2 separate regions of the Mus musculus genome follow, and region 2 is linked to region 1. A link is a loop called in an ENCODE intact Hi-C map of the cell type or tissue named here. Cell type or tissue: left cerebral cortex. All regions are shown on one strand.

Region 1 (4,000 bases):
CCAGCTGGTAGGCCCTTTGTGCTGGCTTTTATGAGCTGCGAGAACAACGGATACACAAGGCGTAGGTCAGCCTTTTAGAGAATGTTGAAGTCTTGCCGACCAACTCAACACAGGCTTCACTTCCCTTCTGGAATTAATAGGGATAGGAGTTGCTTAAACGTCTAATGAAACGCTCTTATACAACGCTGGTGTGCGCACATGCTCCGAGAACGGCCAGGGCTTCCCTACCTACCGGGGGGGGGGGGGGGGGGATGTAGGGGGCAGGACGGTGATATTTATGTTTTCCTGTCTCTCGTCTGGACTCATAAGTAATTTTCAGAATAAAATCCTCACATGTTTTTCCCATCAATTCAGGAATTTAAATATGTTCTGTAGGCAGGGAATTTTGCCCTCTTTAAACCCCCATGCTTTACCTCAACGATGTGCCCGCTATGAGTTTGTATCATAAATCCCAATATAAAATTCCCGACTGCTTAACTTGCTCATAAATGTGAGCACACAGCCATGCTATACAATTCCTGACCGGAACATAAATTCCTCTCGTTCAGTGGCGCTTTAAGGAGGGTCTGGTTCACTCACCTGGTCGTTTTCTAACCGATAAACCCAAAACAGGTGAAATAAAGAAGAAATTTCAATATAACCTAAAGGTAGGTTCAAAAGAATGGCCAGAGCCATCTGGAACACTTTATAACTGCCAATCTCAAACAAGAGGCCCCTGAGAATTTCAGTGGTATTTTTTAGCTTTCCCATTTTTTCAATCCTAACTTGTCTTGAGGGGAGAGTTTATTGTTCTGAGACACTGGCGAGTAACAAAATCATTCATTTCTTCTAAGTTCGGTGTCAACAGCCTCCGACTCCTTTCGCCCTCCCAGCCTGCACTCTCTGTCCAATCAACAAGTGCATAGTGCTCTCTCAGGTTTTACCATCACTCTGAGCTTGGGGAGTTAGGAAGGGGATGGCCAAGTTCTCAAGGCAGGCTTTTTACTTTAGACTTCAAATAAGTCTGCATGTAACAGCCCTGAAGCAGTACAGTAAGGTGCAATCATTTCTGTAGGCATGTAAACAGAGCCTCCAGTGCAATGTGACAGTGCACATCAGAAATCTCTACCGTAGTGAACGGATTGGACCAACTCTAGGAAATAGGTATGCTGACAAAGAAAGCTACATGGACCAAAGACAGTCATCAAAGTGTTGTCTAACATGCAAAACTTAAAAACAACCTATGCATCCAGAAATAGAATCCTCGTTGAATAAATTCTGATTTATTCAGGAGGAGAAATATTATTTACACATAAAAATGAACTTGGATCTCATCCGTTTTGACAAGAATGAATGTTTACCATACTCTCTCTCTCTCTCTCTCTCTCTCTGTGTGTGTGTGTGTGTGTATGATTTGTGACATTTCTCCTCTGAAATTCACTCAGTGGACCACACACACTGGAGTTCAATTGTACACATTAGGCAATTTTCATGCTAAAATACCGTTATGTTCCTCCCCTCCAATTAAAGTCAAGTAAAAATCAACAAGAATTTCCCATGAAGGATTGAGCCTTTTAAAACTTCTCCCATGTTGGGTTCATTATAGCATGCTATTTTGGGGGTAAATATGACATACATCCCTCTTCCATTTTGAAATATTTTTCATTTCTAAAAAAATAGGTCTTGTTTGTGTTGGCGTTCAGGAATCCAGGCATCAATAAGGACTCACACATCAAGGACTTCTATTTCCACAGAGTGTCAGAAAATATTTCATTGTAGTAGTGACTTCTCTTGAACGGGAGCCAAAGCCAGACTGGAATTGGGTAAAAAGAAAATGTCTTAGAAGCAAGATTCCCTGAAACAGATTTAGCATGCGTCTCTATGAAAGAACTCAACACACATTTCTACCCTAATTAAAAACATAATTGGCAACGTGTATCTTTCTGCTATGAACATTTTGGTAAAAGAGCTGCAAGAACTAGCAATGACATCTATCTCTTTCTTAAAATATCTAATTATCCACCCTAGGCAAAACCTGAAAAATCTTAAAACCTCACCAAAGGTAATTTTTAATACTAACTGTTGACATCGGACTCTCCATTTCAGTGATTTACTATCAATGGTGCTATAAGTAGAACCCAAAGGCAGAACTTCTACTGCGGCCACTACTGTAACTTCAACTCCGAGGCCCCGCAAGATGACTGCTCCCTTGTAGTTCTCGGCATGTCTGGAATGAGGCCTGGACATCAGAAAGTGTGGAAAGCATCCTAGATGCTCTACTGTGTAACCAGAGTTTAGAGTTCAGTACCTTTATCAGTAATAGTCCCTGGTGGAGTCATATTCTGAACACTGAATGCATGACATGTTGCAGGATGGTTTTGTTTGGTGGTTTGGTCAGTTTGGGGCGAAGACCAAACCCAGGGCCTTGTGCATGCTAAACACACACTCTACCAGAGTTATAGCCACTCTGGAACCCTTGATGGGATCGAACTCTGTATTTCATCCTGCCCTTGCTTTGTAGAGGGAGACACAGAGCCTAGCAACTCTCTCTATTGTTCTCTCACAACACACAATATAGGACACAACTGGCCTTTCTCAGGGGGTAGTTGTGGCTGCCTCATGTGTTTATTATTCAACTTCAACCAACCTTCCTCAGCTAGAAACACAATTGCACAGTCACCACCTCCCTCTCCTGTGAGTGAAGGATACGAATCCTGCAGACCAGTCAATTCAAAAGACTCCATTTCTCTCTGCACCTAGCACCACGTTCCACCAAAGTACTCCAAGATAGGTACTGCTCCGTATTGATTTTAGACAAGCAACTCAGACTCCAAGGGGAGTGCATGCCTTGCCCAAGGTCAGGCAACTGGTGTGCAAACAGGGTGTAAACTCAGGCCTACACACCTTCAGGAGAGAATGACGAGGACATTTAGTACACCAACACCCCACCCCTGGCTTTTACTAATTTAGACATGAAATCTCAAAGAACTCATTCAACCTTCCCTTCACCTTAGATACTGTCTTAGTGTGCTTTTTATGGCTGTTACAAAACACTGACCAAAGCCAGTTTGGCTTACAGTTCCCCATTACTATCCATCACGGAGGGATGTCAGAGCAGGAACACAGACAGGAACCCGGAAGCAGGAACTGAGGCAGAGACCACAGATGAATGCTGCTTACTGGCTTGCTCTCCATTGCTTGTTCAGTCTTACTTCCTTAGACATCCCCAGGAACGCCAGCCCATACTAGGCTGGGCACTCCCACGTCAATCATTAAGCAAGAAGATGCCCTACAGGAAATTTGGTAGAGACAGTCCCTCAGTTGAGTTCCCTCTTCCCTAATGATTCTAGTTTGTGTCAAGCTGCCAAAAACAGCAGCAGCAACAACAACAACTGTCACAGATACTGCCAAGATTGCAAGAAGGGAAGAGTGGCAATTTGGCAGGAAAGGAAAGCCCTTGGTACTAGGGGCAAAAATCTTTGCTGCAGAAATGTCTCAAGCAATCACACAGATCTTCACTTATAGGGCAAAGCTCAGCTGACATGTCAGTTTCCATGGGAACAGGCATGACCATCATCTCTAAGTACAGCTCAGGGCTTCTTTCCCTTTTAATGAGCTTCTGGTCTCATCCTGTCAACTTGCGCAGGCTCCTAAGTCTACGTGGAGTTTCTTTCCCCTCCCAGCTCCACACGGCTATCTCCTGATCCCATCTGCCAGGGCCTCCTCATTTCTGAAGACCAGATGACATCACACTCTCTGATGTATCCAGAGCATTCAATGTCGCTGCTTTGCAAACGTGTTGGGATGAGGAGAGTGTCCTTCTCTTCTGCTTGCCACCAAAATGAAGTTCCACAGAGTGTATAAGGCCTGCTTATCACAGAGCTAAGTCCTTCCCTCGCATACAGCAGTTCCTCCAGGATACATAATGAATATGCACGTAGATGGATAATTACATGTACTTTCCCCACATGGGTGGATAGAAGAAAGCATGCGCACGCTTCGTTGAAAAGAGAAAACATTA
Region 2 (4,000 bases), 180 kb before region 1:
ACACACATACACATACATGTACTCACACACATACACACACATGCACTTGCACACACATACACACAGACAAACACATACACACATACACACACATATACACATAACATGCACACACACACACATAGACACAGACACATGCACACAGACAGACAGACAGACAGACACACACACACACACACACACACACACACACACCACCCCTAAATGCCTGCCTTTCTCACCTCAGGACTTTTGTACCTGAAATTCCTTTTGTTCAGAATGTTCTTCCTGCAGAATTCTGCATGTCCCTCTCACTTTGATCCCTATTTATACCTTCCCTCCTCGGAGAGACTTTCCTAAAACAGCCACCACACTGTCCCCTACACTCTGAGTACTCCTCAGCTGAGAATGATGGAGGCGCTCGGTTACATTTGGCTTTAATTGTCTGTCTCTCTGTTCCCTGTGAGCTCATGGAAGCAAGAATTCTGTTTTGTTTACTGTATATCTCCTGATGCCAGAGCATCCTGGCTCCCAGTGCACAGTTGGTAATTCTATGTTGGACAAATAAAGGAGGCATGGCTAATTATTACTGTCCTTCCACAGATAAGGCAACCCAGTCACAGAAGAGCCAAGATCCCTCCACGAATAAATAGCAGAGTCAGGATTCAAGCCCAGACCCTTTAGGAAAGTACCTAAACTTTGTACTTTAGTGCAAACACTAAACAGCACTGTCAACACAGAGCTTTGGGGACACAGAGGCAGAAGCAGCTGGTTTGGGCTCGGGGAACATGGCTTAGCAATGGGAAGGGTGTTCATGAAGCTGGTCAATCAGGGAGGACAGAAGCCCTGGCCTAGGGAGACCCAGAGGGGTTGCAGAAGTGCATTCTGGGAGAGAAGTGGGCTCTGCCTGAGTCTGGATTTAGCCTATGGAAGAGAGAATACTCAGGGTGTGAGGGGCACATGGAAGATGACACGAGGCAGGGCGTTTGGTCAAGGCAAGAAACACCAGAGCTGTAGGAGAGGTCACATGGCCCATTTGTGTTTTGGTGATTACATATCAGGAGTGTCGGTTCGGTTCTATCTGAACCTACCAACGTCTCCAGCGTGAGTCTCTCCCTACAGGAAAGCATCTCCAGTCAGTGAACATAATGACATCTTTATACAGAATAAACCATCTACCTCCAGTTTTAGAAGCCTCCAGGATTCTTTCCTCTAGCAAGGTTGTATTTATTGCTACTTCAAAGCATTCACTTTTTTTTTTTAAATTCTGTATCAAGAATAATAGTCATTAGTGACCTAGAATGTAGCACAGCACTGCTTATCTAGTATCCACGAGGCCTGGGTTCATTCCCAACACCCAGAGAAACAGAAGCCAATCCTTACCACAGCCTCCATCAGGTACACCCTGGACTGTTTACGAATCCCCTCTCACCAGATCCTCCCAACACCTCTATGGTACTGGGCTAGTTACCATTGTCATTATTGTGACAAAGCACCTGAAGAAGCAAGCCAGGGGAAGACGTTTTGTTTTGTCTCATGGCTCAGAAGGCCTGGTGGAGGCTCTGGTGACAGAAGCCCTTCCCATCTTGGCATAGCTGGAGCAGAGGAGAAGAGTTGCAACCGGAAGAAAATACCACCTTCAAGGCCCACCCCCGAAACCCACTTCTGCTAGCTAGCCCACAGTTCCAAGTGTTCTACAAGCGTCTGAAACAGGGCCACCAGGTAGGGACCAGGTGTTCAAACACAGGAGCCCTTGGCAGAGCTTAGACATTCAAAGTATTACAGGTAGGCGGTGTTGCTCTCCCCATCTTACAAATAGGAAAGGCCAATATAAAGGAGTCAGGCTACTGATCAAGTGCGTGTTAGAAGTGTAAAAACATTCTGTGTATTCCAGAAGCTTTCCTCAAATCTGCTCTATTCATTCCAAAACAATCAACAATTCAAAGAACACATGGATGCTTCCTGTATCTGAGAACAGGAACCATAAATTGTGATCAATACAACAAAGACGCTGACATTTCTGAGGCAATTGTAACAATGTGATGTGTCCTCCAGGTCAACATGGATAAAATGTTTCCTTGCACTTGAGAATCTGATCAAAGGGATGCGGGCTGAAATCCAGCCCACATTTTGCTTCTCGGCCTTTATACTCTGGCACAAAGCTACCCCTGTTCAGAGAAAGCTCTTTCATCTGGTTAGCGGAGAGCTCCAAACAAGCCAGCTGTGTTTCCACAGATGTCCTGAGGGGGGCGCTATGAGGGCTTAACCCCAGAGGAATTTTTGCTACCGTTGAGGTAAATTAACAAGCACGTACATTCTAGAGATGCCGTTGCTAAGCAGGCAAGATCTGAGTGGCATCTGGAAAGACGCAGAGTAGGCAGAGCGGTCAAGGCAGGGATTGTTAGATGGACACTCAAGCTATAATGAAGGACCCATAGGGAAGGCACACAGACGTGAGACTCATTGCTGTATTATTTGCAGAGTAACGATTACTATGAGTGGTTAGAGCTTAAAGTACAGAAACTGAGGGTTGCGTGTCTAAAAACGTAAGTTTAGGAAAGGTTATGATAGTTATTTGCATGCCATAGTTGACATTATCTTGTAGATGATGAATAGGGAGTCACTGAAAATTTAAAGGTAAACGGTATGGTGTCTGAGTGAGGGATAATGGTTGATAGACTGAAGTCTGACTGGAGGCTTGGGGCCACTTTGGAAATTATTTGATGAGTGGCCACACACAAAGTAAGGTGAGCCAAAACCCAGGTAGGATGTGGAGGGAGGGAGGGAGGAATTCTTGTCCTTCTCCGTCAGTATCAGTAGCTGCACATGACATTAATGAAAATAAGAGATTAGAAAATGACTTCAGGTGGCTTAGTGAATGGCAGTGTAGTTAGAGAAGTGAGCATTTGAGATGCAAAGACAATGAGATTCCATTGGAAGCCATGAGTACTTTCCACACCAGATGGCAAAGACACTTGAAAATCTGAATCTCAAGCTAAGACGCGATATGAATGACAGAAATACTGAGTTTTGAAGGTTAACTCCTTCATGTCCTTTCCATTCCCCTTTCTTTCTTTTTGACCTTAATTCAATATTTATTAAGGCCCTACCTAATGCCCAAGCCTAGGACCAACACTGAAAAGATTGGAGTGAGTTGATTGTAAAGCTTGCTCTCATGAAGTTCACAGTACGGTACGGAAACAGGTATGACCCAAAATAACAGTGCAAAATGCACTATCTAACATCATGTAAGTGAGGGTGAGCAAGGCACTGGGAAAGTCCTGGGGAGGGAGTCTTGGCTGGTAGAGAGGGTGAGCTAAGCATGGTGCTCCACGAGATACTCTGTGGAGCACGGAGCACATGGAGCATGGTCCTCTCCACTTCCTGACTTGTCCTTGAGCCTCGTGGATTATGCCTTCCAACTGTCACAAAAACCTCAACTGGGATTTGACTAAGGCTACCCTTATCGCTAGGTGGCAGAGCAAATCAACTCTCCCAGGCAAGCCACCTGGAAATAGTCGTGATAAACCAGTTTGTGGAAGCCAAAGATGAGCGCGATCAAACCTGGTAGCATGCTTGTTTCCAGGATTGCTCCAGGGTTGCCATTGGGAGGATTTACCTCTGACGCGAAGTCCAAGGGAGTCCTTTTTCTTCCAACGGACAACCAGATGGTCTCCTGCAGACTTGCACAATACTTTGGTGTTTGGTTTTACAGTACTTAGTGAAGTCATTTGACCCTCCACCATTAAAATTCACGTTAATTTTGTTAATGACTCATGAATTAACATTGTTAATAATTAACAATCTTAATTTCTATTTTCACTTAGAAGTTGATTAAGACTGAAGATTGTGTTTATGTTGTTATCATTTAAAGCAAGTAAGCTACTTCTTAGGGGAATATTTTCTACTTCAACATTTTTTGAGGCTCGAGTACCTTCCATCTAATAGACCACTATAGGTTGAAGGAGGAGTCAGTTCGAGGCCATCTTTCCGTGTGCACTTGGTGTTTGCTTTGCTTTTT

What was found. Peaks named below come from ENCODE experiments on the same cell type or tissue, not always from the same donor. Only the 100,000 strongest peaks of a DNase experiment are listed, where the experiment ranks them.
Region 2: it touches region 1 in a loop (2.6-fold over the local background); 1 of 42 quality-filtered maps calls a loop at or near these places.

What each region holds. Positions count from the first base shown.
Region 1 is chr10:121,228,249-121,232,248 of GRCm38, forward strand. No RefSeq gene overlaps it. Among named protein-coding and RNA genes, the nearest start is that of Gm35404, 13 kb to the right of the region's middle. In left cerebral cortex, no CTCF peak of the experiment used is centred here; a DNase peak (open chromatin) is centred at 1,811.
Region 2 is chr10:121,045,400-121,049,399 of GRCm38, forward strand. The region is part of intron 2 of Wif1 (Wnt inhibitory factor 1); the gene reads left to right. Among named protein-coding and RNA genes, the nearest start is that of Wif1, 13 kb to the left of the region's middle. In left cerebral cortex, a CTCF peak has its summit at 2,223 (motif pointing right); a DNase peak (open chromatin) is centred at 374.